Linked DNA regions of Mus musculus: region 1 is linked to region 2. Evidence: chromatin loops called from intact Hi-C (ENCODE). Cell type or tissue: left cerebral cortex. All regions are shown on one strand. Each heading gives the region's core, and the rest is flanking DNA. Links, peaks and the distances in the headings are about the cores only.

Region 1 (15,857 bases), core at 3,891-11,890, 830 kb after region 2:
CCTCTGCCTAGACCCCTTAGGAGCAATCATGCTCCTTTTAGTTCTTGTTTTCACTTAATCATAATAGTGGTAAGAAAATAAAAAGTATTATTATTAAAGCACATTCTACAACTGTTGTAAACTGATGCATTCCCAAAGGTAATTCTACTTTAAAATATACTCTTCTGAAATGACTCTTATCTGAATTAGAAAAGATCACCCACAGGAAACTGGTTTCCTCATGGGATTCACGGTGTGCATCTGAAAGTGGATGAGACTTTACTAGTTCTGATTACTTACTGGTAAGCACTGGAATGAAGAAAAGTAACAAATTATCTCCTAGAAATGTCCCAATGGTAAATCTCAGCTAATGGTAAAAGATGAGCCCAAAATATAAGTTTAGAAAGAAATATGTAAATAATAAAGCTCTGTAGTCTATGAAATGTAAATGTCATTAATAAACTTACAAAAGACATTAATGCATCTTCACACTCATTAAGAGACACTAATACAACATAGTAGGATGAGGCTGTTGAGAGAGAGAGAGAGAGAGAGAGAGAGAGAGAGAGAGAGAAATTAGATTTCATATTATTGACAAAAGCAATCACAAATAAGGAATACAGCCTTATACTAACAAGGTTCACTGCTGCAGCTTCAGTGCCTGTGAGCACCTGATGTTCAGAGACCGCATATTTAGAGCACCTTATTAATAAGGCATATTTAGGTGATTCTAAATATTCTTAAGGGTTAACCAGAAGTCTATTTTAAAAAGAGAGAAATTGGTTTCAAAACCCCAAATTTCCATCTTTTCTCTGGCTTTGATGGGATTCCGGTAATTAACACAAGCACACCCTTACAGCTGCTTGCTAGGCTGGGTCCAAGTTCTTGCCTGAAAATCAGCACAGGAGGGGCCAATGTTTCCTGGATTTCACACTTCAGCTTCTCTCCTCCTACAGCCCAAGCTCTAACCTGCTTCCTCTCCAGTCTGATATCCCTCTCTCTATATAATTCCTTTTCCTTACTTCTTCTGCCTTGATCAAGGCAGACGCTTGTCCTTCAAACTGCCCAGGTTTCTCAGAACAGGCTGGGGGGGGGGGTTTCTATGTGTCCACTTGCTGCATGCTCACTGGATGAGACACTCCATAGTAGTTAAGAAAGTGAACTCAGAAGACATGAGGCCTGGCTTCGAATCTTGTCCTTAAAAATTCCAGGAGGGACTTTGCATAAGGAACTAAGCACCTATGTGCTTCAGATCCCCTTTTTAGTAACTATGACAGTCACAAGGCCATGGTCAGGCCCAAGCTACTGTTAAATGAGTTCATTCACAGCACTGCCCCCAACCCCAGTATGTTTGTGGTGTACAAAGTCAACTAACCCTGACTAAATACCACCTGATAGCTGGAAACTTACCACTGCCTATTCCGGTCAGAACCTCTAGACATTTCCAACTGGAGATCCCACAAATACCTGAAGAACATTGTGTCTGGGAAACAATCTTTTCTCTTCTCCCTCAAACCTCTCCTGTTCCAGTCTCCACTGTCTCCCCTAGAAAACAATCCCTCCCTTTCCCACACACCCAGATCTATTCATCCCCAAGTTCTACCAGTTTCATCTAAAAGCTATCCCCTTCTTACCATCTCCACAGCCATCCATGCCCTCTATTCACGCCAGCAACTTGTGAGGGCCCTGGCAGAGCCCCACCTCAGGGTGGGGATAAAGGTCTCCCTTGTCTTTGCATTGCCTCAATCCATTTTTCTAGCACAGAATTCTCAAAATTCAAATGTACACATGACCCTGTCTTGCTCAACACTCTTTAGGGGCTTTCCACTGCTGCGGGAATACACCCAGCTTTTCTCCATGACAGGGGGACCGACATGCTCCTCCCTTCCCTTTCGCCCTTGGGATGCACCCTGTCATCCTCACAGTTCACAGCAGCTCAGCCTTGAGATAGGTAGGTGCCACTGCGTCTTCACCGTAGAGCAAAGTTCAAGCACAGGCCACCATGCCATGGCTTTTCTTGGCTTTGCTAACGTGGACATTCCCTGGCTTTGGGATTTTATCTGTTCACCTTGCTTCACTTTCTGTAAGGCAGAAGCCTTTCCTTTCCTCCAACGTTCTTACCACCTAGTAGTCATATATTCTTCTTACTTCCAGAATCTAAGCTCCATGGGAGTACAGTTTTGTTGTCTATATTTTTCCCAGATGCACCTGGCACATGGAGAATATAAAGAAACCACACATACTACTTGGCATGCATTATCTCAATTATTCTTTTACTCTATCAAAGCACTTACTATCCCCATCCTAAAGAAAAGGCAATAATAATACAGTGGGGGAGAGCTGAAACAGCTTCTGAGTATAGAAACAGGCTTCCAATGCAGGTCAGCTTTGAAATACCAGGTGGCTTACACCACACCACACCACACCACAACCCTGATGGCCCATCCCAGGTCCCAGTGCCCAGCCAGACTCAGCTCTCTGCCTCTCTAGGCTTCCTTCCTGTCCCTGGCTAGTCACAGGCTCTCATAAGCCTTTTGAAAGAGTAGTTTCAGTATGGCGGTTGCCTCCCCAGTTACATTGGGCAGTATTTGGGAAGCATTCTGGCTGCCACCACTGGAGAAGTGTCACTAGGTAGAACCTGGGATGCTGTTAAACCCTGTGCAAAGCACAGGACAGTCCCACCCAAAACATCATGAAGCTCAAGCAGTTGCCACGGGAACCAGGCTGGAAGTGTGAAAGTGACATAACCTCTATCTTAGTCACTGCTATTGCTGTGAAGAGACACCATGACCATGACCATGGCAACTCTTATAAAGCAAAGCATTTAACTGGAGCTGGCTTACAGCTAGAAAGTTCAGTCCACTGTCAGCATGACAAGAAGCATGATAGCCTACAGGTAGACAAGGTGCAGGAGAAGGAGCTGGGAGTTCTACATCTGGATCCACAGGTAGCAGGAAGAGACACTGGGCCTGATTTGAGCTTTTGAAACCCTAAACCCCATCCTCAATGATATATTTCCTCCAACAAGACCACACCTACTTCAGCAAGGCCTCTCCTCCTAATCCCTCTAAAGCAGTGCCACTCCCTAAAGATTCATGCCACTCCCATGCATTTTCATTTAACTATGTGAGGCCATCGGGGCCATTTTTACTCAAACCACTAGTTACTTTTAACAATTTTTACAAATGGCATCTTATATTACAGCCCTGGACTGCTAGCATGTTTTGTGTACATGTTCAATACACACTTTTCTCACTTTCACCCTGAAACAGAGCCCTCTCCAACTACCAGAACTTTTCCTCCTTCTTTTAATAAGGTGGAGGACATAGGTAGGTGTAAGAAAGATGAGTCTCATTCAGGCAACTGCAACCAATAGTCCCCACTCTGAGGAAACAATAAAGATTATGGGAACTGTAGCAACTGCATAGTTCTTGTGCCTATTTCAACAAAGAGGGCAGAGCAGAGCAGAAGGCTCAGTGGAAGCCAGACAACCTGAGTTCTAGTCCAGACATTCACACAGTAAGAAAGAACTGATACCTGCAAGCTATCCTGACACACAAGCACTGTGACAAACACACACACACACACACACACACACACATATGCACACACACACACATGCACACACATACATATATGCACATATACACACACATACATATACACACACATACATTTATACATGCACATACACATGCACATATACACACATGCATGCATGTGTGTGGGTGTGCACACACAGTAAATAAATGAAAAATAAATAAATAAAAGTTGGGGTATACAGTTTCAGTAGACTTCAGCCATGAAAATTCCATTTCCCAGGGATACTCATGTGCTTCAAAAAGCTCAGAGATACAGGACTTACTTAACATGCATGAAGCCCCAAAGTCAATTCCCAGCACCAAAAACTAAGCACTATTACGGGGGGCGGGAAAAAAAACCTATTACAACACTTCCCCCATTGCCATATTCACACCCCTAGATACACAATTAAGTCATCTGATATGTGGTTCATTTTAAGGGTTCAGATAGCTCCAGTATACAGCTCAGGTTAAGAAATGCTGGCCTAATGCAAATCTCTCATCTTACACATTTTCTAAACTAAATGTTAAAAGGCTAAATTCTTGGCTCGGAAGCCCAACAAATTTGAAGCAGGCATGGGAAGAGAGGCATGGCCTGTACAGAAGTCCTAGTTTCATTTCTCTTGCTGTTGTGAAATATCCTGACAAAAAGCAACACGGGAGAGGGGACGGTTCCCTTGGCTTGAAATCCCAGGTTACAGCCCATTACTGCGGGGAAGGCAGCTAAGAGCAAGGGCATCACACTCACAGAGGAGCACAGAGAACAGAAGCAAGGCATTCATCTTCGCTTACTTGTTCTCACCCAGCTTCCTCCTCTCTCCCTGCCTAGGGAGTGGAATGGCACAGCAAACAACTGCCTGGGTCTTCTTCCCTCAGTCAACAGTAAAGACAACCTCCTACTGGCCAAGAGATAGATAGTCCCTATGACTCTCTTCCCAGGTAATTCTAAAGCAGTGTCAAATTGACAGCTAAAATTAACCAGCACAGAGGGAAAGAAGAAAAAAGAACTTATTGAAAGACAATATGAACTGGAACCATGCTGATAACTGTCTATCATTTCTTGGCCTTGACCCCAGTCCCAGGAGGTTGACTCTACAGCCTGTTTCAGTAGCCTCCAAGGTCACTACAAGCAGGAGACCAGAGTGTGGAAAGGCTGTGTAACTCCTCTTGGGCTCCCTCAAGCGCAGCTGAGCACACATCTTGACAGAGCCAGTTCTCCACACCTCACTCTTCTCCAGTAGTAGAGCCTTACTGTCCACGGCCTTAACACCCTTTGTAGGTTTCTCAACCTTGTTCTTACCTCTGAAGATAGCTCAATTATTAGTGCTTCTTGCCTCAACACAGAAATCTATACAGACATATCTATGGGCTAAGATGAGCTTCCTATGGTGGGAGCAGGTTAGAGGCAATGTATATTATTTTCTGTGGTCAGGAAAGTTTGAAAAACATTTTCAAGGTTCTTCTTCCGCCACTGTCTCCTGTAGCTGGGAGCAAGTGAACTGAAACTACTAAAAATAAACAATTTGAGCCTCTTTAATCATCACCATTAAGTAAGTAGCAATGTTCACATATAAGAAAATCAAACGTACTTATTAAAACAGGTAATGCTCATCACTGCCCAACAATGGAAGAGCTACATTGGCAAGTGACTTATCAGTGCCCAGCACACATGAAGAAAAGCTCTAACCAGTTCTAACATGTGCTGCTGTAATGGCACTCCAAGTTAGGAAATTTATTATAAAATACGAATAAAGCCATTTTATCACAGCTTAATATGTAGTTTTTAGAGTTGAGCAGCTATAAGTAATTCAAGCAACAAGTGACTAGCAAAACCTCTCACCATGTTAAGACCAAGGAGTTATTTTAAAAGTTCCACCCTGAGATGCAACTCTCACACACACCGGGGGATGAAATCAATCGGAGGAAATGTAGTTAGTTACACAGCCTACAAAAACATGGAAATTGCTGACCCTCTGCAGGGTCAGTGGCTTTCTGAGCTTCCACAACATGGTGGTACAAAAGAAATCACTATGGATACCGGCCTTGAGAGTACAGGGCCAGAACTGACCCAAGGACACCAGATCCTGATCCTTCAGCAGAGCCTTCATTCTCTCCAGGTGCTGTGTGGTCTCACAGCAGATGGCCAAGCGAGAAGACAGAGACTGTGGTGTTCCTCCTAACTCCCACCCTTGGTGACCTCTATCCAGGGTACACCTAAGACTACGGCCTGCCACATTCACTGTACTTCCACTCACAAAGTCAAAAAGAGCAAGTCAAGAGAAATGCTGCCCACCTGCATTGAACAAAACAGTATTTCTGCAAGGGCATTAGTAAACCCAAATATAAGCCATCCAGTATAAGCAAACCCAAAGGAACTGTACCACAAAACATGAAAAGAACAGGACCCTTTAAAATCTATTATTGTCTCTCCCTAAAATAAACAGTGTCATCCCTTACTCTACTACAGTTGCTGTTTGTACTAGCCGTTCACAAACGCTGGAGCTTTCTTCTGCCGTGGGATCAGAAATCAGGATTATGCATTTGCTTTTACATAGGAACTGATGCTGTAAAATGCTTTGGGTACAAACATGCATCACCCAAGGAGTTGGTATTGCTCTTCAGGACATCCCTGGGTAAGCAGGGCATGGGATAACTCCATATAACACAGAAGGAAGGCCCTCAAAGTGAGACTTAAACCAAAATCAAGCACTCTGCACCAGTGCTGAGTGCCTTCAACCTCAGCCACTGTACCACGCTGCCTCCCCAAGGTGGATTTAACCTGTACACTTGCCATGTTCTCAAGCTAGCTGCTGAAGGAGGGAATGATGAAAATAATGAATTTGCCAAATCTTGACCCAAGTATTTAAAAAAAAAAAATCCTAGTAACGATGCCAGCCTTCTTGAACCCACAAACACACAGCCATGACTGGCTTTCAATAACTATACAGCTGCAGAAGAGGCTGGCCCCACAGGAAGGCTGATTTTGCTGTATTGTCTGTCTAAACCCCAAACTTCAAGCACCCCAAACTCTTAGAGGTCATTAAGCAACAGGGAAAAGATAGTAAGAAAATATCACTACATAATTCAACAACTAAATCCCATCGTGGCAAAAATATCACAGAATCCTTATGAAGGGCTTGTTAAAATTAGGCCTATTAATCCAACTTCTATAAACTTGCCTTATCCGACAAAGTCACAGAAAACGAACCCAGAAGATAGTCCACACGTAAATGCCTCAACTTTATTTCTTCTAGGCACAAGTTACATCCCATCCATTTGGTGCATGGAAGAAGGTAAAGAGATGCCAGCAGGCAAGGTTAAAGCTTGGGCATCCAAAACACGACGCAGCCTGAAAAGTGACAGAACCACGAAGTGCCACCCTCAGTGTTTGCGGCCAAGAAGGGAAAAAGCACGCTAAAATTTAATTATAAGTTTGGCAACTTTCTAAGTCAGGAAACCTGGGTATTTCGAGCTCCAGGAATCGCTCGCATCACCAAGCAAACCATCCTCCGAAGTAGCGGCTGGGCCAGGGGTAAAGAGTGGACTGTGGATGCAGGCAGAATCCAGTCTCCTCGGCGCGGACCAGCCCGCCCGCGGCCAGCCGAGCAGCTGTTGATCTCGGGGCCATGTTTTTAAAAGCCCGGGCGGACCGCGGGGCAGAGGATGTGTGGAGCTGAGCCCCGGAAGGAGCGGGGAGGAGTAGGGAGGAGGCAGGAGCGTCCCGGGAAAAGTCAGAGAGGGCTGCTAACTGGCTCACCTAGCAGCAGCGTGCTCCAGGTCCGGCCGCGCCCGCGCCGCAGGCCCAGCGCCCAGTGCAGCCCGGCCGCCAGGCGGCCCGCGAGGCCGTCCGGGGCGGGCGCGGCGGTCCCTGCGCGGGGTCCCTTCCTGCCCGCCGCGCCCCTGCGCCCCGGCGACGGCGGCGTGCGCTCCGACCCCAGCTCCCCGGCGTCCACCTCGGATGCCCCGCTCAGTGGCGGCGGCGACGAGCGGGCCGACCGGGGCGGCCTGGGAGCCGCGTCCCGGTGCTTGCTCCGCGCCTGCAGGACCATCTTGGCATAGTCGCGCCCGCTAGCTGCGCGCGCCCGGACGGCGGCCGGGATCCGCGGACTGGCGGTCGCTCACTCTGGCCGGCGAGGGCGGGCCGGGAGGCGGGGACAGCGCGGGCCGTGTGGCCGCTGCCTACCGCGTGGCGGCCGAGAGGCGGCGCCGGACTCCCGCGCCTCCGCCGTTGCCGCTCTCGGGTTGCCAGGGCGACAACGGAACGCCGCGGGGCGGAGGCGGGGACAAACTGCGAGCGGCGCGGCCCCGCCCCTCCGGCGCGCGCGCCCGGGCGCGCTCCAGCGGCCAAGCGCGCACGCGCGGGCTACCAGCGGGGCGGGACCGGCGGCCAGGGGAGTAGCGTGGACGACCTCCCGGAAGCGGCAGTGCGCCCTCGGGAACCGGGGATCTGGCTGTGAGGCGGCGTGGCGCGGGGCGGGAACCTAGTGGCCACGGAACGGCGCCGTGGGTACACTCCGGGGTTTCTGTGCATTAGGCTTGTGCAAGAAACTAACGGGGTAAAAGTGTGACCTCGCCACTCAGAACAGCCAGGTTTCTGGTTCAAGGATGAGAAGCAGGGAGTGGACCGAGTATTCAAATAAGTGTCCGGTAGGTCGGAGCGAGGATGTAATCTGAAGGCCTGGGTAGGAACCCAAACTCAAGTCATAAATGAAAAGGGCCTGTCAGGGAAGGTTATCCACGTGTTACTTTTACCTCATGTATACTGAAAGTATGGAAACCGGCTAAAAGATGTGACACTTGAAAACGAATTTTCTCATAGCAGGATGTAGGAGTTAATGAAGAAGCCCAGGGAAAGAAAAAAGAAAAAAAAAAAAAAAGAATATGTTCCAAGTTAACCTTCCTTGCCTCCAGCCCATTGCTATTTGCACAAAGCCTTGGAGAATTGCAGCAGCGAGACTTATTTCTTGGCTCCTGTCCAAATGAGCTTGTTCCAAAAAGTCTGGATGCTGGAAATCAAGGCACATCGTTTCACTTTTCTCCACAGTAATTACAGGGGTTTCAGGAGGCTCTGGCTTCTATTGCTCACGACTTTATTAATATGAGCATTCATTAACTCAGGCACAAAGAATGGATTTTGTTAAAGGACTCACCGCTATATTACACTTTGTAAGTTTCCTGAGTTTGATTATTAAGTTATGTATTGAAAACAAGGAACAACTGTTTAAGACACCTCTATTTAAAAAAATGATTGACAGTGTCATACAGGGGCTTATATTGTGAAATAAGGTATCAGGTTGATAGAGTGTTATTTCTAGGGTTGATACTAAATTTATAACCTACCAGATTAAAAGAAATTTACTTCAGTGTCTGCCAAAGACAATAACAGTAATTTCATCACTAGCATACTTATTAATTAGAAGACACACGGAGCTACAGTATTGGATTGCTTGTCCCTGAGATGTGGGGCATGCTTCCCAATCAGTTTTTCCATGGAGTGTCACTGGTTATATCACCCACAATCCAGGGCAGTCCTTGGGCCCACCAGTAGTTGGCTAACACACAAAAAAACGAACTCTGTGGTTATGTTGTTTGTGGAGTTTTTGTTTTACTTTGACATTTTTGTTGTTGTTGTACTGATCTTTTGCTTGTTCCAGGTTTCATTTTTGTGCTTTTGAGTGGTATTTTAAAAAGATTTGGGAGGTAAGAAGTTGAATGATAGGGAGGTTCTGGGAAAAATTAGGGAGAGGAAAAATGATCAAAATATACTGTATGAGAAAAATTAAAAGTGTGTACAAAAAGAAAAAAGTTTCCTAGTGCTTTCTGGGCTCTGTGGGGGAAAACTTGTGGTGGGGGAGGGGCGACTGATTAATTGGTACAATTCTGTTAGATGATTTTCTTGTTCAGTAAATGAATGGATGAGTACAGGAAACAGCATAATCAAACATGATGTTCCTAGCTCTTGAACATTCTCCACATGACCTGAGTTTCTGGAAGAAACCAAATCTCTCTAGTAGTCATCTTTAGCTGCAGCTTTGACCCAAGCTCAGAACATGGCTGAAAATTTGCTCAGTTGACTTAGAAAAGGACTACTTATGGGTGGGGCAGACCCGGTAGATCTTAATTCCTCTCCTGTGATGCACCCTCAGGAAACCTCAAGTAAGGGAAGTGTGAACTGTGGGGGTAGGGGGATGGTGCTTGGTTTGAGTTTTGGGTTTTGTTTTTTGGTTTCATTTTTTGTTTCTTCTAGACCCAGGTTGGAATCCCTGCTCTGATGCCTGGCACGACTCTCCTCTTCACACCCTTCACCTTTTGAATCTCCGTTTCCCCCTCTCTGGGATAAGAAGAATTTTTATTTAGAATTGAGCCAAGAGATGGCTCACAAGCGGAGGCAGGAAATCAAGAGCCACCCTAGACTTTAATGGTCCTCGACTCCTTGGGTGTCAGGTTTCTCAGATCTGACCTGAATCACTCACTGACCCTGCTTCCAACAGGTGCTTTACAAAGTAATATCCATTTCATGAATCACTAAGCCTAGATACAATAGCAGGCCACTCCTGGTGCCCTGCTCCTCAGAGGGAGGATGTTTTGCTCTGGGAAGTGGTAGAACTGAAAATGGAGTCTTTAGAGAATATGCCAGACTTGATTTAACCTTTAAAACTCTAGAAGATCTGGAATACAGTTTATTTGTCTCTGTATTATTAGACCAGTGCCTACCACATAGTGATTGATATTTTTTTAAAAACTGACAAACTAAAAGCTACTTCTTAATTAATAAAAAATTATGTTGGGCTAAAGAGATGGCTCAGAGGTTAAGAGCACTGACTGCCCCTCCACAGATCCTTAGTTCAATTCCCAGCAACGATATGGTGGCTCACATCCTTTTGTAATGGAATCTGATGCCCTCTTCTGGTGTGTCCAAAGACAGTGACCATGTACTCATACAAATGAAATAAATCTTTAAAAAGTTATATGTGCACACTCACATGAATTAAGACAAGGCTACAATGACTTTAAATTAAGTATTGGCATATATGACTTTAAATTTAGTATGCTTTCTATGCTTTAATGGTATACCAGAAAGATAATTCCTACTGCGATGCTATAGAATACTAGCCTGAGACAAAGAATCTAAGCCAGGAATCAAAAAGAACTACTACTACTCAAGAAATGTTCCAAGGCTGATTCCTGAACAAAACACCAATCCAATTCTCACTATAAAACTATACTTTGCCCATGGATGTGTTGAAGACACTTTGTGTGCACCTATAAGAATAAGTGGTAGATGATATAAAGATGAAGTAGACATAGAATGAAGATTAAAAGTATTAAATCGTAAAGCAAGACAAGTAATCCAGAAAGGTAAAACTTAGTAATGAGTAATGAAGAAAGTAAGCGGGAGGGGGCGGGGGGCGTGCTAGGAATTGGCCTCCTCTGTGTTATCATTTAAGGCTCTATTTTGGATCTTTCAAATGCCTTTTCCTCCCTCCACCCCACTGTTTTCCTATTCATAGGTAACAGACAAATGTGGAGTCTCTGGTGCTAATTTTTATTCTCTTCAGCAAGATCATTTGAGCTCTATTTTAAAGAAGTGCCCTAAAGTTAGTTCCAGATTCTGGTTTCCTGGCTCAACAGCTGCTTCTACCAAGACAGGAACCAGAATAATCCTGTCACTTCACTGAAACTTAAATTGGTACAAAAGATCTATCTGTGTAGCAACTGGCTTCAGGCAAAGCTCCAACATTAGCCTGTCATTGTATTTGCTTTAATGTATCTCTAAAGTGGGGAGAAAATATATAAATTGCTACTTTATTGCTTTTTATATTTTTTTTATCTTGTGCCTTTCTTGATTCTGACCTTGTAACTTAAAATATTCCTGCCCCCATGAGTGTTCCCCAGAGAGTTTATTATTAGGCTTAGTCATAGCACTCAGACAATCACTCTATGGCAGAAGTGCATGTCCATTAAACTAAAGTATAATTCCAATTATTGAAGGCTTACTAGGTCCCAAGTGCCTTAGCATATATTAAAAACATTAAAGATTCATATGTCAAATCTCTATCCTGGAAGAGCATAAGGTTTAATTGGTGAGGCAAAATAAACTAGAACAAAATATGCTCACATAACAAAGTGTATTATTTAGAACATAAGGGCTAAATTAAAAAGATGTGACGGCTGGCATGATGGAGGAGTTTTCACAGGGAAGTGAAATGTAGACTAGGCATAGATTTTTTTTTTTTCTGTAAGTAGGAAGGAATGTGGAAGAATCACAGTAAGCAGGGAGAACATATTTCTGAAACCTGTATTTGGTAGATTTAATATGGCCATCTGAAATCCTGTTTGGAATAAAGGAATGTGTAGAGGAATTTTAATCCAGTAACATGGCTGCTCTGGCAAGAGTTCATATCTAAAGATATGACCCAGCTGGAATATATACATGCTTTATGTACACATCTTTAATCCCTAACAATGAAGGTAATGTCAGTTTGTAGAAGAAAGCAGTCATGTTTGAAAGTGATGTGGGGCAGACAAAGTGATGAATCAGAGAAAGATTTGATAGACTGAGTGAGAGATGGGATACAGCCAACTCACATGAGAACAGCAAATGAAAAGAGACTACTTTAGAGCAGCAAGAAAGAAAAAAGTTTGTGGAGGGTGGTGGGTGGGTATGGTAGTTTTACAAGGGCATTCTTACAGACAGAATACAGAGAGAGAAAGCTAGACACAGATAAGGCAGAATGAGTCAGAGAATAAGGAAGATCAAGAAGATTAGAACATAGTGCCAAAGTCAGTATGAGGCCAGGGAGAGCAATTTAGTCAGAAGCCTAGAGAAACTGAATCGAATCAGTCAACTTGGAAAATTAGATTGTACAGAGGCTAGAAGCTTCCAGGCTTAGGCCTAGGAGAAGTTAGAACCAAGAAGGAAACACTCTGGGCTCAGCCTAAGCCATGTATTTGCACAGCTTGGGTACAACTTTCGTGACTTCATCTGAGGAAATAAAAGCAAAACTTTACAGAAGGGACTGATTATGAGTTACCTTATGAATGGGCTGTGAAATGTTCAGAACTCACAGCCCATTATGTGACTTTCGGTGTGCTCTCAGATCTGCCTGGGTCAGACAGCACCCAACATTCTGAGACTCGTCCATATTGATAATGGTCTTGGGACTAATGGAAAACAAGGATCCACTGCTAACCTCTTTGGACCAGAACTTGCTAGTATCTAGCATGTTTTTGTTAACTCTTTACCAGAATCTCAAGCTTTCCTCTCACTTGCCCCCAGACAAAGAGGAGAACTAGAACTAATTCTCACAAAATATCACCAGTACATAGGACTATATCCAGTTGTGTCCCTGTCTCTCAAAGGGTCATAGGTTAAGGGCTTGATTTCTCAGATAGTAGTAATATTGGAAGTAGGGGCATGACTGAGAGGATATTGTTACTATAGAAATTAATGTTTTCTGACTGGGGGGTTGACCAGAATTATTGATATTCTTTTCTTTCTCTTTGTAACATGAATGTTTGTCCAGTGACAGTGTATGTTGGAAGTATGTAACTTATTTTTAAACAACTTAACAGTTGTCCACAGCTAAGAATTTCCCCTAGATCTCAAAGGAGGCTTTGGATTGGATTTTGAACGATACTGGATACTTTAATACTTTGGTGGCTCTTGGGAAAGTGCTGAATGCACTTTGCTTTGTGAGATTGACAGGAAGCTTTCAGGGCCAGGTACATAACGATATAATTCTGATTTTAACTGTCCCCATAAGGATTATGTGTTGAAGGCATAGTTGTTGCTAGTGACACTATTGGGGGGGATTAAAGTGTTTAGGAGATGGGGCTGGTTATAGAACATAAGTATTTGGGAGCAAAGTGGGTCAAACATATCTCCACATAACCTTTGAAGAAGACAGTGGGATCCCTAGCCCTTCCTCTGTTTTCTGACAGCCACAAGGTAGGCTGGGTCCTTTTCCCACGTGCTTCTACCAGGTGTTCTGCTTCACCTCCCCTTTAAGCAACTGAGACAAATGCCTACAGGCTGAAACTATGAGCTAAAACAAAGTTCTCTTCCTTTAACTTATCTCACGTATTTCGTCACAGCAATAAAAAATTGTTCCAGGAAAACACCGGAGAGACTCCTTTACTCAGCCTTGTCACAGTCTCTCCAAGATCTCCAGTTGGCTCCCATCACATTCAGCCCTTGTCCATGATCTCCACCTAGAACCTTCTATGGTGGGCTCATACATCCAATGACTGTACTTTGTCAGAGCTCCTTTCTGCCCCCTCAGCACCCCTCTGAACCCCCCTATCTGTAGTACTTGTCCTTCAAGATGGCCCTTCCTTTCCTCACTCATAACTCACTGTAGCAAACCCTACCAAGTCCTCACAGTTCTGAAAAACAGGCTTCTCGGTTCCTTCTGTCTCCTTCTCCAGGCCCCAGCATCCCTAATCCATCTATCTACCCAGGTTTACACCCTCCTCATGTACCTTTTCACTGCCCCCATCTGCCTTTGCCTTGTATTGTACAATCCAAGTTATCCAATCTAGTGCTTCTCATTGTCTCTTACTCTGAATCAGTGGTAGGCCCACCACTGCAACTCTGGTGGAATTCTACTTCCCTTCCCTGCCTGATTCCATCTCACCCACATAGGATAATTTCACTGTACAGCTCTGAGATCCACATCCATCTTTGTAAGGAATGCTGGGGAAATGCCACAACTTAGAAGGTTGGGAATCCCTATGGATCCTTAGTTCTATCACTAACAGCTATCTTTTACATTCTTCTGACCCCATTCACCAAAGCAAGTGGAAAAAGCATCTCCTAATGTCTTATAGTTAGGTGTACGTGTCACTAACCTTCTCATTCATACAAGAGGGATTTTCCACCCACACCATGGAGCCACCGGACACGTCTACAAGGAACTGTCTTATGTTTCCAGAGTCACGCTTGGTCTCCTTCCCTTTCACAAAAGAGAGAAAGGCTCCTTTACATGCCCAACCTCTCTTCTAGTGGACAGCCTATACCATCCTACAATCTTGGTGTCTCACTCTATCCACTATCAACTAGATGCTTGGTTCACTATTGCTTCTTTTTGGTGATTTCAACAGTCACAAGCATGGCCAGTCATCTCCTATCTTAAGTAGCATCTCCCTTTCAAAGCAGTATCTCAATAGCACCATCCTCTTCTTCCTTTACCCATAAATATTCTCAGTAGAGTTCTTCTACCTGCCGTCTCTGTGTCCTTATTTTCCTCCCAAGCTCTTGGAACCCTGGCATTCACATATAATATTCTACAGCTCTTCTCCTGCCAAGGTGTTAGTAGCCTCCACATTATCAGCTTCATAGGAACACGTCTCCATCTGCCCTGGAATCTGATCACTCACTTTCTAAGGTCCTCTCCTCCACAGCATCTGATCACTTATTTCCCATGGTCTTCTCCTCCATGGCATCTTGTGGTTCTCTTCTCTACCACACTTGGTCACTCACTTCCTGTGGTCCCTCTGAACCACCCTCCCAGGATTTGAGATTCCTTTGTCTGCTTTTATTTTGTTCTCCTTTGAAAGTACATCTTGCTTACAAATACTCATTTCCCCAGGATTTGAAAGCTTCCTCTTCTCTTTTTTATGCCATTTTCCCCAGGCAATGTTCTGACTTTGTATTAGCAACATATGTTGACAGTGAAGTGTGTTGCAGAGGGCAGCTGTTTGCATAATGGCAGCCAGGTCATGGGAGAAAGGAGAGCCACTCAGGCCTGCAGCCCATGGGATCAGGCTAACAGACACTCTGGATATGTTTCCCCCTCAATTAATCTTTCTGTAAACACCCACACAAAACACCCTAACATGTACCTCAGTTTACTAGGGGATTCTAAATCTACTCATACTGACAATTAAGCTTAATAATCACATTCTTTGCTACACATATCTAAACCTATGCCCTCAATTCCCCTCTCTGACTTGCAGAGCCAAATACATCACTGCCCACTCAATACTTGTACTAGAACTTCCCCTGGTGCCGCAAATGCCCAAATCACAACCCATGTTTTCTCTAGTGTCTTCACCTGAGCATGTAAGCATTCCCCCAATCCAGGAAGTTATTCTTCCGTTTTGTAATTCCTCAAATTGATCAATCTATAATCCTAGGCATCTGGCCCATCAACATCTGTCATTTCTCTCCTATAATCTATCAAAACCTTCAAACACATCCAAAGTGGTCTCTGCATCTTCTCTGACTACCCTTCAATCTTCTGCATCATGTTTCCTAGCAACCAAGTTACTTCCTGGGCACAAAGTATACAC
Region 2 (15,857 bases), core at 2,624-10,623:
GGAACTGCGATTGGGATATAAAGTGAGTAAAAGATTAAATTATGGAAAAGAAGAGAAAAAATGTTGGTACCTGTATGTATGTTTTCATATTGCATGTATAAAATTATGTGTGTACATACATTAAATTTATGTGCAGAAATGATATAATGTATACTATCTGCATACATATTCTACACACACATACATACAGAGAAAGAGAGAGAGAGAGAGAGAGACAGACAGACAGACAGACAGAGAGACAGAGAGACAGAGAGAGACACACACACACACACACACACACACACAGAGAGAGAGAGAGAGAGAGAGAGAGAGAGAGAGAGAGAGAGAGGCATATGATTGTATGGACACTAGTGGTCCATATAATACTATACAATGGTCTTCATGGAAAATACAGTAAGTGCCGCAAACCTCCGCAGTCTCCAACCCGTGGAGACAAGAACCACACGGACACCAAGGAGGGTTCACACAGCAACTTCTCTACTTGTGGCTTTTTTCTCTACAGCTCTCTTCCCCAGCAGCTTCTTCTTCCCCTGTCCTTCTTGCAGCTTTACTTACAACTTTCTCCACTAAGGGCAAGGGCAACTGACAACCCTCCTATACTCGCACCGACTGACCTTATCTCGCTCCACCCCACCTCATCCAATCAGAAATCACACACGCTCCAGGCATGAGCTCAGATTGGTCACAGGAACAGTCCAGCCTGGCTGGCAACCCATGCATGCAGCCTCACTGTGCATGCTCCGGCAAGGCAGTAAACACGTGGGGTTCATGGGGCCTGGCAATGGGCCAGGGCACCATCTAGGCCCATGTGGCCACACCGCTTCCCACAAGCAAGTCCTTATGGTTCTAGGCCACAAGGCTGACTTTCCAACCTCTGTCCAATTGTCTTCCATTTTACCAAAAAGGCCATTTCCTGACATTCAGTTACATAGAAAGAGACACACAAAGGACAGAAACCCAGCCTTCTCTTCTCCATTTGGATTAGATATAATTTGCTCTTGATCCCGGGAACTGGATATGCACTTTCCACCTCTGACATTCGTGACTTATCTCCTGGCTGGGCTGCCTTCCCATCCATTTCTCACTGATTATAGTTTCACCTGTTTTTCAAAGTCCATTTCAAGGGATACTTTTATGTGGTTGCCTTTGCTGATCTGAATTCTATACTCTTTTGTTCATCCTTTATAAACCTTAAAATAATCTACTGGATGCAGTGGATTCACAGCTTATTTTACCTTATTGTCTGCAACTGAGGTGGCGCCCCTCAACTTCCCTGATATGGCAATGTGATTTTGAATGTGAAATGGCCCTTATCCCTCATGTGTTGAGCGCTTGATGGCCAGCTTCTGGGGCTACTTGGGAACTTAGGAAACTTTTAGGAGATGGAGGAAGTTCGTCACTGGGTGTAGGCTTTGAGGTTTTAGAGCTTTCCCCACTTCCTGTTCTTTTTCTGCTTTAGGACTGCCAATGCAGAGTGATGCAGTGAGCTGGCCTCATTCTTCTGCCACTGTGCTTTCCCCATCAGAAAGGACTGTGTCACCCTGGAACGCTCAGCCAACATAAGCCCTTTCCCATTTCCAGTTTCTTTTTGCCAGGTATTTTTATTACAGGGACAGGAAATGAGACTCAAACATTGCATTGGACCCTGGATGAAAAACACAAGTCTTTCTAAGGAGGAGGGCAGAGACGACTGGTGTCCTAGCCTTCCATCAAACCATGACTGCAGAGAACACATATGATCTCTGTTTTAATACTGGCAGATAAAACAAAAGGAAGGCAGCAGAGAAGCTCCTGCCTGGAATGTAAAGAAAGCATTTGCTGTCTTCTTACTCTCTAAAGAACTGGTACAGGGAAAGATCTGCCATCAGCCCTAGAGTTTACCTCTTACAACCATTATAAATTACATAGATAACCATCAACCCTATTTTAAGGATGAGGTAACTAGACTCAGAAAGTATAAGGCTCTAATCTTTGGATTCAAAGCATCAAGTCAGAGTGTGCACTCAACGTTATGAATCCATAAACACATGGTTTAACCACCTTTCAACAAGCAACAGTCATGGCTGAGGTCTGGTCATCCTCTCTAGCAGAAGGAGAAGTGGAGATGATGGAGCTCAACAGAGTAACAGAGAGTGCATGATAACTGCCTTTTTTAGCACGAAACTGAACTCCGATAAGAGAGATAAATGAGAATCTCCAGCACAGAGCAGATGTCAATGCATGCCTGAGTCAGGAGCCAGCTAGAGTCAGAGATAAGTCAGAGAAAGGACCACAGTCATGGAGATGTTTCTGGGGAGAAAAGACTTTGGAGGAGTTCTGGCTTAGGGAACTCCTAAGCACTAGCTGCACTGGTGTGGAATTTTGTTCCCACACCTGTGTCCTGGTGCACTGGTGTGGAATTTTGTTCCCACACCTGTGTCCTGGTGCTTGCTGCTTCAGCATCCTATTTCAGCTTCATGAGCAATGAAGGAAGAAAGGCAAAAGCAGTTAGTGCACAGATTTTCAGAGTTGGCATCTTTTGGGAGGTTTTTGTTTTGTTTTGTTTTGTGCTTTGTGATCTTTCTGAAACAGCTGGGGAATTTCTTTCTTTCTTAATGTTTCCAAATCCCATGGTTTCCCGATACTGGAGAGGAGGGGCTGGCTGCCAGGCAGACCACCAGCACTGCCTCCCCCAGGGGCTTGCCCAGCATCTCCTGAGGTGCTTTCTTTTAGTTCATAGTCAGCACCCTCTGTCTCCACCTTTCCTCTCTTCCTCCATTAGGCCACAGCCTTCTATGATTACAATGTCGTTTCGGCAGGGACTGGAAGGATGGAGAAGTGATACTGTCTTATTTCAAAGGCTGCTTCCTGGTTAAGAAGAAAAGCCTTGGTAGCATGTAGCCTGCTTCTGCTTTTGCCGCTCTCGGGCTCCTGTGTGTTTCTGCAACATGTGCAATTTGCTACAAGCTAGAATAGATCGAAGCTCCACAGAAAATAAATCACTGCTACTTGCAGAGAACTCTTAGTGTTTAATTAACCCCTGGACCTCAAACAACTCTCTGTAAACTCTCTTGCTGAACAGCAGAATCGCTATGGCAGTCCTTTGTTCTGGGATGTGAGTTCCTTTGGTCAAAAAGACAAACTCCTTGCCTATTCTCAGCAGTGACTGCAAAGCTAGTCCCCAGATATTTTAAAGATAAAAATAAGGCAGTTTTTTTTTTTCTGCCTTCTCTTAAGATCAAAACCTGATCGAGAAAGAGTGAGTAGCCCTTGTCTCCTAATGATCCTCAGTTCATTACCCGGACTCTCCTCCAGATCCTGTTGTTGGGATAGGAAGGGAGCTCTGCTGGTCAAATGGTCTGTGCGCCCCAGGGGCTCTCTTTGGTTAGTGAATTATTTCTTCTCCTTTAGAATTTTCAGGCATCTGACTCTGCAGAATCCCAGCATCCTCTGGTGACAGCTTTGAACTTTCAGTCACTTCAGAAAGTACCCTCTGAGGGACCAGAGTCTAAGGCTGCAGGTCTATGACAGAAAGGAAATATCTTTTGTGAACAGCTCAAGTCCAGGGGTAGATTCCAAAGACTCTTTCTTCTAAAAGTGAATCCTGGACAGACTCACAGGGAAGGGGAGAATTTAGAGGCCCTAAACCAGCCATCATTCACCTTTTATGAGTCAAAGACTCTTTAAAAACCTCCCTAGATCTGTGAATCCTCTGTCTAGACACAGGAACACCCCAGGGATCACTTTTGGATTATTCTTGCAGCACTGTTGAAGAACGGGCTCATACAATTTGTTGGTTCAGTTATTGCACTGGTCAAAATGAGTCTACCTATCATGGCCTCAGAGAAGGCATAGTGAGGAAGGAAGGTTTAAAAAATGGCTTTAGCAGCCAGAAGTGGGGTGCATAGAGCATGTAGGGAAGGGAACCCCCTAATGCCATATCTGATTTCTACTCTTAGAACTAGGCTGACCACAATCCCTCATGTCCTGGGAACATGGATCCTGGCTACATCTTGCTCTGCTTTCTCTTGTGGTCCAAGTGGAGGTCTCGGGACCTATCTAGGAGCCAAGTCCTTGTGTCCTACTCTTTGGAAAAAATCCAGCCACACACTGTTTCTAGGTTTGTGTCACTGTGTTTTATGGCCTTTTGAAGTTCTGGAGTCCTCTCTCCTAGTCGTCAAAGGACTTGGAATTATTTTTCTCACAGCTCATGTCTACCATTCTTGATCCTAGACAGTTTGCTCAGCGGACTCCAGGGGAGCAAGGAACATCAAGTATGCACAATGCCCTTTCCAGGGCCTCTGGAGATTCTAAAGCTTGGACTTACTAAAAAAAAAAAAAAAAAAAAAAAATGCGCCACATTTCAATACCTTTGTGTCTTCTTCTCTTTCCTCATAAAATATTATTTTGTCGTATTCTGTCAGATGTGAGACCATGTTCTCATCTTCAAGAAGTTTTTGATCCAATGGTACAGGGAGAAAAAGTCTGTGATGCACACTTCTGCACTGAGTTAGGCAGTACAAGCCTGGGATGCACCGTGTCTCCAACAGACAACACTGGCTTTGGGAAAGAGCCCTCTGGCAATCTGGCTGCAGGGTGATGCTCTTCACAGAGGCAGCCTCTTGGCATTTTCTTTTATAAACCTTGGAGAATTTGATGAAATGCAGGCAGATAAAGAGAGATGAGGCAGAAGAGGAGGGTGAAGATGAAAGGAACAAGAAGGAAGAGAGAGAAAAGAGAAAAAATAAGAAAGCTTAAAAGGAACTCAGGTGCCTTGATAGAATTAGCCTAAAATTAAAAGGTGAATAGAATATGTGAATTTCACAGAAAGCCAAGTTTTCATAATTCATTTGCACTATTTTTAACCTATGAATTGAAATCAGTTGTATAATAATTCAAGTTTCTATTTACTTCAAAACTATATAATGCTGTAATATAATTCATTATCCATGTAGGTCCATGCTAAAAATTTCCAAAGAGATCACATATCTTTCTTTGAAAAGATACCAACAAGCCTGTATCTCATATTAAAATATTAAGACATTATTAAGAGATACAAGCTGCCCAAACTGTCATTTTGGAAATGGAACATTCCACAGCTTCTCTGTTTTTTTGTTACTTTATTGAACAGTTAACATGTGTCTAGCAAGTTGCTAAGCATATTGCATACCACATTAATATATTAATTCAATGTGTTAAGTTTTATTATTATTATTGTGTGTTATTCCCATTTTATGGAAGAGAAAGTTGAGGCTGGAAGATGCAGCTGCCTTTCTAAGGAACCCAGGGTGTTTGAACTTAAGCGTTCTGGCTGCTCAGCCCAGCTGCTACTGCTGTCACCTGTTTTACTAGTGGAATGAGAGTCTTCATGACTGGTATACAAAATTCCTTGAGTTACAGATACTTTGACAACTAGATGGATTCCAGTTTTCAGGCTTTCATCTAGAAAGAGAAATGTGCAAACCTGTGAGTTGAATCAATGTGTACCTGTGTGTACTGTGTGCCAGTGTGCACTGGTGTATACTGTGTGCCAGAGTGCACCCATGGGTATTTTTTGTCTGTGTGTGCCAATATGTACCTGTTTATACTGTGTACCAGTGTACACCTGTGTGTACTGTGTGCTGATGTGCACCCATGTGTACTGTGTGCCAGTGTGCACTTATGTGTATTGTGTGCCAGTGTGCACCCATGTTTACTGTTGTGCCAGTATGCACCTGTGTGTATTGTGTGCCAGTGTGACCCGTGTGTACCACGTGCCAGTATACTCCCATGTATACTGTGCGTCTGTGTGCGTGTGTGCACCCCTGAGATGTTTTCCATACACCTCAGGGTCACTTTTGGGAGCTTTATTCCCAGAGTTTCTGGAGCTTCCCTGAAAGCCAGGAAATCTGCCAGGGAGACTGTGCGAAGTGTGACCTGGAGCAGAGGATGCCTGCTCAGACTTCAGAGGGTGGGCAGCAAGGCTGCTGGTTGACAGGGGTATTTACAGCAGAGAACACTGATACAAACCCCACAACATCCTGTGGGACCTGAGTCTGCTGGCTGGATTGCTGATGTGCCACTGTGGATGCACTGGTTGATGACATCAGGATGCAGTTTGTCTATGAAAAGGGCTCATCTTTCTTTAATCTCTCACTCGTCCCTCCTGCTTCTCCTCCTCCCACAAAAAGGACTTCAAATATTCGAAACCAGCCCTGTAAAACCATCTTATTTGTACTTCTCTCCACTGTAGAGACACATTAGACATATTCAAAGAATCAGTGATGAATTATTGGGATAGAACTATATCTAGCTTGTTACATAATCGTATATAAGTATGTGATTAAATGCTTGCCTAACATGTGTTTGAGGATCAATTCTTAGCAGGACCTCTCCCCTGAAAATAGGGGAAAAAAACAAAAGAAAAAAAGAAAAGACAAAGGGAAAAGAAGAACCGCTTTAGGTTTGCTTGTCAAGTGAACGTTCAAGCAGCGACTCAGTTTAGTTCGTGGGAAAGCCAGGCGTTGTTCCTGATGGAGCCTCCTCAGCTCCGGCCTGGATTTCATCTCTGCTTCTTTTTTTTTTTTTTTTTTTTTTTTTTTTTCCATTTTTTATTAGGTATTTAGCTCATTTACATTTCCAATGCTATACCAAAAGTCCCCCTTACCCACCCACCCCCACTCCCCTACCCACCCACTCCCCCCCTTTGGCCCTGGCGTTCCCCTGTACCGGGGCACACAAAGTCTGCGTGTCCAATGGGCCTCTCTTTCCAGTGATGGCCGACTAGGCCATCTTTTGATACATATGCAGCTAGAGTCAAGAGCTCAGGGGTACTGGTTAGTTCATAATGTTGTTCCACCTATAGGGTTGAAGATCCCTTTAGCTCCTTGGGTACTTTCTCTAGCTCCTCCATTGGGAGCCCTGTGATCCATCCATTAGCTGACTGTGAGCATCCACTTCTGTGTTTGCTAGGCCCCGGCATAGTCTCACAAGAGACAGCTACTCTGCTTCTGATGAAGCCTTTTTCGGAGTGAAAGGGGCCGCTCTCTGTCCACCAGGGGGAGACTGGCCCACAGTATCCTCCTAAGGTTCGAACTGACTTGATTGCCTTGTAGCTCCTGATCTGGTCCCCTCCTTCATGCAAGGAGTGGGACTTGATTAACAAAATTTGCTTAAAATGTCACTCTCGTTTAAAGAAGCACTTAGGACGGGGTGTAACTGTTATTCAAATAAAGTGTTGACTTTGCAGGGTAGCATTCCGTGCCTGGAAGGCGAGAGGCAGGAGCTCAAAGTGCAGATAAAGATGCCCTGCAGCCTCCTGCAGCACTGGACCTAGCAGCCCTGCCCTGCTGCTCCTGAACCCCTGAGCATTGAAGCTCTGCTCTGTAGCTATCTGACTCAAAGTGCTCTGGGCACTGCTGGTCATGCTTGTTACCTTTCTCTCTTCTATTGTGTCTTCCTCTCCCTCCTCCAGCGTCTTCAAGCAGTCCCCACTCATAGTCACCAAAGTAGTGACCTGTCCAGCAAAGAAGCTTTGGACTCTGACCTTGTCTAAGGTATCTCCCATGACTCCCAATAGTGATGTACCTTTAGCTTATGGCCAGAATTGGAGCGTTTACATTCAAGAGCTATAGTATATAATCTCTCTCTCTCTCTCTCTCTCTCTCTCACACACACACACACACACACACACACACACACACACAGCAAGAGAAAGAGGGGGGGAGGGGGAGGGAGAGGGGGAGAGAGAGAGAGAGAGAGAGAGAGAGAGAGAGAGAGAGAGAGAGAGAGAGAGAGAGAGAGAGACTTAAGACAACTTTTGTTTCTTGGAGCCTATGAGCCTACGACCTTAGCAAGACAGCAAGGCAGCAAGGTAGCTGAGCTGTGTTTTTCCATTTTCTTTTGGAATGTCAGATTTGGTTCATGTGGGGGAGCTATGCCTACATGCCACTGTTCTCTGTAACTGAGAATATGGTCCTAAATTTAACACCTATTTAAAGCAATCAGTTATAAAGATGTAGTTAAGCCAAAACAAATTGTAGGTATTTTGTCTTTGTGGAGACATGTAATTAGTATCAGTGGAGAAATTAAACCCATCCAGGGTTCCTTTTGAAGAGGTGGGAGTGGGGGCAGGTGGAAGGTAACCAGAGGGGTATGAGTGTGGATGATATCAATCAACGTCTGATGTAGAAATTTGCTGGGGGTTAGTAGGGCTAGAGAGGAGAAAACATCTGGGACACAAAAACAAATGTGTGAAACACAGGGAAGTAGGCTAGAGACTAGGAGATTAGGATACAGGAAGGACAGACATTTTAAAAATTGTTCAATACCCTTAGACATCATGGAAATGAAAATTAGAACTACTTTGAGGTTTCATCTTACCTAAGAATAGCTAAGATCAAAATAAGAAATAAAAACAAAGTCTGAGGAGGGTGTGGGGGAAGGAACACATTTATTTACTGGTAGTGGGAATACAAACTGGTATGGTGACTATGAAAATCAATATGGAGGTTCTGCAAAAAGCTAGGAATGGATCTACCATGAGTCAGATAAACCTCTCTTGAACATGTACTCAGAGGACTTCATATCCTACTATTGAGATATCTGCTCATCCACATTCGTTTTTACTGAATTTATAGTAGGAAAGAAACTGAATCAATTGAAGAATGGGTAACAAAAATGTGATATAGTTACATAATGGAACATAGTTCATTGTTTGGATCAAGGAATGAAAGTTATAAAATTCATAGGTATATGGGTGGATATGGAAATAATCATTGAGAGTGAAGTAACCCATGACCAGAAAGACAAGAATGACATGTTTTCTATCAGTTGTGTATGTGTTTTTTATTTGGAGAAGGTTTTCCTATGATTTTTTTTCAGGAATTCTTTTTATGTTTGCTATTATTCTCAGTATTCCCTCTTTTAGACCACCACCCCCATCTCCAACACCATTTACTTCTTTTTTATCCCACTATTCCCTTTGGATTTAAGAACTATTCCAAAACATAATCCCATATCTGCCACTGTTACTGGAGCCAAGAACCTGTGGGCACGTTGCAGGCCCTTCTTATAAAGAGAAACTTCTCTTATAAAGAGAACCCACTTAGAGCATTCTGCTCAATGGGCATAATGTAACACAATTCCTAATGACTTATCAGACTTTGTGCATATCCATAGAATAATGTATCTCTCAACTCTGGAAAAAGAAGCTCCTATTTATAAGATTTTGATTAACATATAGAGATCTACAACTGGTCAATATGTATAGAGTAAGAGATTGAGAAATGCTCAGTCCTAAATGGGACCCTTCTTGGAAGGTTCATAAAGAGGGGGTGAAGATCATATATGCCAGAAGTGGTCAATGACTATAAGGAAACAGTTTTCCAGACATAATAGGGCACCTACACATATGAACTCTCAGCTGTCATAACAGCAAGTACAAAACCTGCACAAGCTTAAGCCAGCAAAACTCCCACCATGAAGGTGGGAAGTGTATATGAAATCCTCCTAAAGGAGATATTAGTAATTGACAGCTTTCAGAAGAGGGAGCAGTCAATTTTCTTTAAGTTTGTACCCATGGTATGTTGACCATGGGTACAACAGTGAATGCAGTGAATAGCTCTACACCCAAGAACATATGGGAAGCACACACTAGACTGGAGAATGCCTCAGTGATTAAGAGCACATGCTACTCTTGCATAGGACACATGTTCAGTTCCAAGCAGCAACACGGGGGCTCATAATCATGTGTAACTCCAGTTCCTGAAGAGTCAATTCCCTGTCTGACTTCCATGGGCACCAGGCATACGTGAGGCCCAAGAATGCAAGCAAAGATCCATATGCGTTAAATAAATAAATCTAAAAAATTATTTTAAATTAAACCTGATGATTTTAAAAAAGGAAGACACAAAATTGGGTAAGAATGTGAGGAAACTGGGGAAGGTAGTGAGCAAGATCAAAATACAGTATATAGATTTCTCAAATCATGAAATACTTTTGAGTGAAAATGACAAAGTAAGTAACCCCAGTGTTCTTACAGTCTCATGGCACTATAAGAGAACCTACTTAGAGCATTCTGCTCAACAGGCGTAGTGTAAGACACTTCAGCAACTCTAGGAGTAGCTATAACTCCTGACAAGGAACACCAAGGAAACACCAAGCAGAAAAGGAGAATGTTCTAGAATATATAGGAGAAAGTTATCATATTTCTGTGGAAGGATTTAAAAGACTTTATGAAGTAGTTTTTAAGTTAGAAAGGGTGAAATTTTGAGAAGCTAAGAGGGGAGAGGTGGCAGAGATTTCAGGAGGAGTGGTAACAAAAACAAAAGAAGATTTTCATTTTCACAGTATTAAGTATTCAAATCTGTGAGCAGAGGAGATCATTTTACTTTTTTTTTCCATTTTTTATTAGGTATTTAGCTCATTTACATTTCCAATGCTATACCAAAAGTCCCCCATACCCACCCACCCCCAATCCCCTACCCACCCACTCCCCCTTTTTGGCCCTGGCGTTCCCCTGTACTGGGGCATATAAAGTTTGCGTGTCCAATGGGCCTCTCTTTCCAGTGATGGCCGACTAGGCCATCTTTTGATACATATGCAGCTAGAGTCAAGAGCTCCGGGGTACTGGTTAGTTCATAATGTTGTTCCACCTATAGGGTTGCAGATCCCTTTAGCTCCTTGGCTACTTTCTCTAGCTCCTCCATTGGGAGCCCTGTGATCCATCCATTAGCTGACTGTGAGCATCCACTTCTGTGTTTGCTAGGCCCCGGCATAGTCTCACAAGAGACAGCTATATCTGGGTCCTTTCGATAAAATCTTGCTAGTGTATGCAATGGTGTCAGCGTCTGGATGCTGATTATGGGGTGGATCCCTGGATATGGAAGTCTCTACATGGACCATCCTTTCATCTCAGCTCCAAACTTTGTCTCTGTAACTCCTTCCAAGGGTGTTTTGTTCCCACTTCTAAGGAGGGGCATAGTGTCCACACTTCAGTCTTCATTTTTCTTGAGTTTCATGTGTTTAGGAAATTGTATCTTATATCTTGGGTATCCTAGGTTTTGGGCTAATATCCACTTATCAGTGAGTACATATTGTGTGAGTTCCTTTGTGAATGTGTTACCTCACTCAGGATGATGCCCTCCAGGTCCATCCATTTGGCTAGGAATTTCATAAATTCATTCTTTTTAATAGCTGAGTAGTACTCCATTGTGTAGATGTACCACATTTTCTGTATCCATTCCTCTGTTGAGGGGCATCTGGGTTCTTTCCAGCTTCTGGCTATTATAAATAAGGCTGCTATGAACATAGTGGAGCATGTGTCCTTCTTACCAGTTGGGGCATCTTCTGGATATATGCCCAGGAGAGGTATTGCTGGATCCTCCGGTAGTACTATGTCCAATTGTCTGAGGAACCGCCAGACTGATTTCCAGAGTGGTTGTACAAGCCTGCAATCCCACCAACAATGGAGGAGTGTTCCTCTTTCTCCACATCCATGCCAGCATCTGCTGTCACCTGAATTTTTGATCTTAGCCATTCTGACTGGTGTGAGGTGGAATCTCAGGGTTGTTTTGATTTGCATTTCCCTGATGATTAAGGATGTTGAACATTTTTTCAGGTGCTTCTCTGCCATTCGGTATTGCTCAGGTGAGAATTCTTTGTTCAGTTCTGAGCCCCATTTTTTAATGGGGTTATTTGATTTTCTGAAGTCCACCTTCTTGAGTTCTTTATATATGTTGGATATTAGTCCCCTATCTGATTTAGGATAGGTAAAGATCCTTTCCCAATCTGTTGGTGGCCTTTTTGTCTTATTGACGGTGTCTTTTGCCTTGCAGAAACTTTGGAGTTTCATTAGGTCCCATTTGTCAATTCTTGATCTTACAGCACAAGCCATTGCTGTTCTGTTCAGGAATTTTTCCCCTGTGCCCATATCTTCAAGGCTTTTCCCCACTTTCTCCTCTATAAGTTTCAGTGTCTCTGGTTTTATGTGAAGTTCCTTGATCCACTTAGATTTGACCTTAGTACAAGGAGATAGGTATGGATCGATTCGCATTCTTCTACATGATAACAACCAGTTGTGCCAGCACCAATTGTTGAAAATGCTGTCTTTCTTCCACTGGATGGTTTTAGCTCCCTTGTCGAAGATCAAGTGACCATAGGTGTGTGGGTTCATTTCTGGGTCTTCAATTCTATTCCATTGGTCTAATTGTCTGTCTCTATACCAGTACCATGCAGTTTTTATCACAATTGCTCTGTAGTAAAGCTTTAGGTCAGGCATGGTGATTCCACCAGAGGTTCTTTTATCCTTGAGAAGACTTTTTGCTATCCTAGGTTTTTTGTTATTCCAGATGAATTTGCAAATTGCTCCTTCTAATTCATTGAAGAATTGAGTTAGAATTTTGATGGGGATTGCATTGAATCTGTAGATTGCTTTTGGCAAGATAGCCATTTTTACAATGTTGATCCTGCCAATCCATGAGCATGGGAGATCTTTCCATCTTCTGAGATCTTCTTTAATTTCTTTCTTCAGAGATTTGAAATTTTTATCATATAGATCTTTCACTTCCTTAGTTAGAGTCACGCCAAGATATTTTATATTATTTGTGACTATTGAGAAGGGTGTTGTTTCCCTAATTTCTTTCTCAGCCTGTTTATTCTTTGTATATAGAAAGGCCATTGACTTGTTTGAGTCTATTTTATATCCAGCTACTTCACCGAAGCTGTTTATCAGGTTTAGGAGTTCTCTGGTAGAATTTTTAGGGTCACTTATATATACTATCATATCATCTGCAAAAAGGGATATTTTGACTTCCTCTTTTCCAATTTGTATCCCCTTGATCTCCTTTTGTTGTCGAATTGCTCTGGCTAATACTTCAAGTACTATGTTGAAAAGGTAGGGAGAAAGTGGGCAGCCTTGTCTAGTCCCTGATTTTAGTGGGATTGCTTCCAGCTTCTCTCCATTTACTTTGATGTTGGCTACTGGTTTGCTGTAGATTGCTTTTATCATGTTTAGGTATGGGCCTTGAATTCCTGATCTTTCCAACACTTTTATCATGAATGGGTGTTGGATCTTGTCAAATGCTTTTTCTGCATCTAACAAGATGATCATGTGGTTTTTGTCTTTGAGTTTGTTTATATAATGGATTATATTGATGGATTTTCGTATATTAAACCATCCCTGCATCCCTGGAATAAAACCTACTTGGTCAGGATGGATGATTGCTTTAATGTGTTCTTGGATTCGGTTAGCGAGAATTTTATTGAGGATTTTTGCATCGATATTCATAAGAGAAATTGGTCTGAAGTTCTCTATCTTTGTTGGGTCTTTCTGTGGTTTAGGTATCAGAGTAATAGTGGCTTCATAAAATGAGTTGGGTAGACTACCTTCTACTTCTATTTTGTGAAATAGTTTGTGCAGAACTGGAATTAGATCTTCTTTGAAGGTCTGATAGAACTCTGCACTATACCCGTCTGGTCCTGGGGTTATTTTGGCTGGGAGACTATTGATAACTGCTTCTATTTCTTTAGGTGATATGGGACTGTTTAGATGGTCAACTTGATCCTGATTCAACTTTGGTACCTGGTATCTGTCCAGAAATTTGTCCATTTCGTCCAGGTTTTCCAGTTTTGTTGAGTATAGCCTTTTGTAGAAGGATCTGATGGTGTTTTGGATTTCTTCATGATCTGTTGTTATGTCTCCCTTTTCATTTCTGATTTTGTTAATTAGGATTTTGTCCCTGTGCCCTTTAGTGAGTCTAGCTAAGGGTTTATCTATCTTGTTGATTTTTTCAAAGAACCAACTCCTCGTTTGGATAATTCTTTGAATAGTTCTTCTTGTTTCCACTTGGTTGATTTCACCCCTGAATTTGATTATTTCCTGCCGTCTACTCCTCTTGGGTGAATTTGCTTCCTTTTTTTCTAGAGCTTTTAGATGTGTTGTCAAGCTGCTAGTATGTGGTCTCTCCCGTTTCTTCTTGGAGGCACTCAGAGCTATGAGTTTCCCTCTTAGAAATGCTTTCATTGTGTCCCATAGGTTTGGGTACGTTGTGGCTTCATTTTCATTAAACTCTAAAAAGTCTTTAATTTCTTTCTTTATTCCTTCCTTGACCAAGGTATCATTGAGAAGAGTGTTGTTCAGTTTCCATGTGAATGTTGGCTTTCCATTATTTATGTTGTTATTGAAGATCTGTCTTAGGTCATGGTGGTCTGATAGGATACATGGGACAATTTCAATATTTTTGTATCTGTTGAGGCCTGTTTTGTGACCAATTATATTTGTCAATTTTGGAGAAGGTCCCGTGAGGTGCTGAGAAGAAGGTATATCCTTTTGTTTTAGGATAAAATGTTCTGTAGATATCTGTCAGGTCCATTTGTTTCATAACTTCTGTTAGTTTCACTGTGTCCCTGTTTAGTTTCTGTTTCCAAGATCTGTCCATTGATGAAAGTGGTGTTTTGAAGTCTCCCACAATTATTGTGTGAGGTGCAACGTGTGCTTTGAGCTTTACTAAAGTGTCTTTAATGAATGTGGCTGCTCTTGCATTTGGAGCGTAGATATTCAGAATTGAGAGTTCCTCTTGGAGGATTTTACCTTTGATGAGTATGAAGTGTCCCTCCTTGTCTTTTTTAATAACTTTGGGTTGGAAGTCGATTTTATCCGATATTAAAATGGCTACTCCAGCTTGTTTCTTCAGACCATTTGCTTGGAAAATTGTTTTCCAGCCTTTCACTCTGAGGTAGTGTCTGTCTTTTTCCCTGAGATGGGTTTCCTGTAAGCAGCAGAATGTTGGGTCCTGTTTGTGTAGCCAGTCTGTTAGTCTATGTCTTTTTATTGGGGAGTTGAGACCATTGATATTAAGAGATATTAAGGAAAAGTAATTGTTGCTTCCTGTTGTTTTTGTTGTTAAAGTTGGCATTCTGTTCTTGTGGCTGTTTTCTTTTAGTTTTGTTGAGGGATTATCTTCTTGTTTTTTCTAGGGCGTGGTTCCTGTCCTTGTATTCGTTTTTTTCTGTTATTATCCTTTGAAGGGCTGGATTCGTGGAGAGATAATGGGTGAATTTAGTTTTGTCGTGGAATACTTTGGTTTCTCCATCTATGGTAATTGAGAGTTTGGCTGGGTATAGTAGCCTGGGCTGGAATTTGTGTTCTCTTAGTGTCTGTATAACATCTGCCCAGGCTCTTCTGGCTTTCATAGTCTCTGGTGAAAAATCTGGTGTAATTCTGATAGGCTTGCCTTTATATGTTACTTGACCTTTTTCCCTTACTGCTTTTAGTATTCTATCTTTATTTAGTGCATTTGTTGTTCTGATTATTATGTGTCGGGAGGAATTTCTTTTCTGGTCCAGTCTATTTGGAGTTCTCTAGGCTTCTTGTATGTTCATGGGTATCTCTTTCTTTAGATTTGGGAAGTTTTCTTCAATAATCTTGTTGAAGATGTTTGCTGGTCCTTTGAGTTGAAAATCTTCATTCTCATCCACTCCAATTATCTGTAGGTTCGGTCTTCTCATTGTGTCCTGGATTTCCTGGATGTTTTGAGTTAGGATCTTTTTGCATTTTCCATTTTCTTTGATTGTTGTGCCGATGTTCTCTATGGAATCTTCTGCACCTGAGATTCTCTCTTCCATTTCTTGTATTCTGTTGCTGATGCTCGCATCTATGGTTCCAGATTTCTTTCCTAGTGTTTCTATCTCCAGTGTTGCCTCACTTTGGGTTTTCTTTATTGTGTCTACTTCCCTTTTTAGGTCTTGGATGGTTTTATTAAATTCCATCACCTGTTTGGTTGTTTTCCTGCAATTCTTTAAGGGATTTTTGTGTTTCCTCTTTAATGTCTTCTACCTCTTTGGTTATGTTTTCCTGTAATTCTTTAAGGGATTTTTGTGTTTCCTCTTTAATGTTTTCT

Evidence for each region. Peaks named below come from ENCODE experiments on the same cell type or tissue, not always from the same donor. Only the 100,000 strongest peaks of a DNase experiment are listed, where the experiment ranks them.
Region 1: it touches region 2 in a loop (2.6-fold over the local background); 2 of 42 quality-filtered maps call a loop at or near these places.

What each region holds. Positions count from the first base shown.
Region 1 is chr9:24,495,522-24,511,378 of GRCm38, forward strand. Dpy19l1 (dpy-19-like 1 (C. elegans)) reads right to left here and starts at 7,619. Exons shown (of 23, transcript NM_001359948.1): 1 at 7,318-7,619. The coding sequence starts at 7,609. LOC115487153 (a long non-coding RNA gene) reads right to left here and starts at 7,012. Exons shown (of 2, transcript XR_003948106.1): 1 at 447-7,012. In left cerebral cortex, for the core only: CTCF peaks have their summits at 4,464, 6,342, 7,733 and 9,111; DNase peaks (open chromatin) are centred at 4,386, 6,242, 7,189, 7,775 and 3 more places; H3K4me3 peaks cover 3,309 bases; H3K27ac peaks cover 1,748 bases.
Region 2 is chr9:23,667,989-23,683,845 of GRCm38, forward strand. No RefSeq gene overlaps it. Among named protein-coding and RNA genes, the nearest start is that of Gm39311, 95 kb to the left of the region's middle. In left cerebral cortex, for the core only: a CTCF peak has its summit at 7,036 (motif pointing right); DNase peaks (open chromatin) are centred at 2,844, 7,025 and 7,977.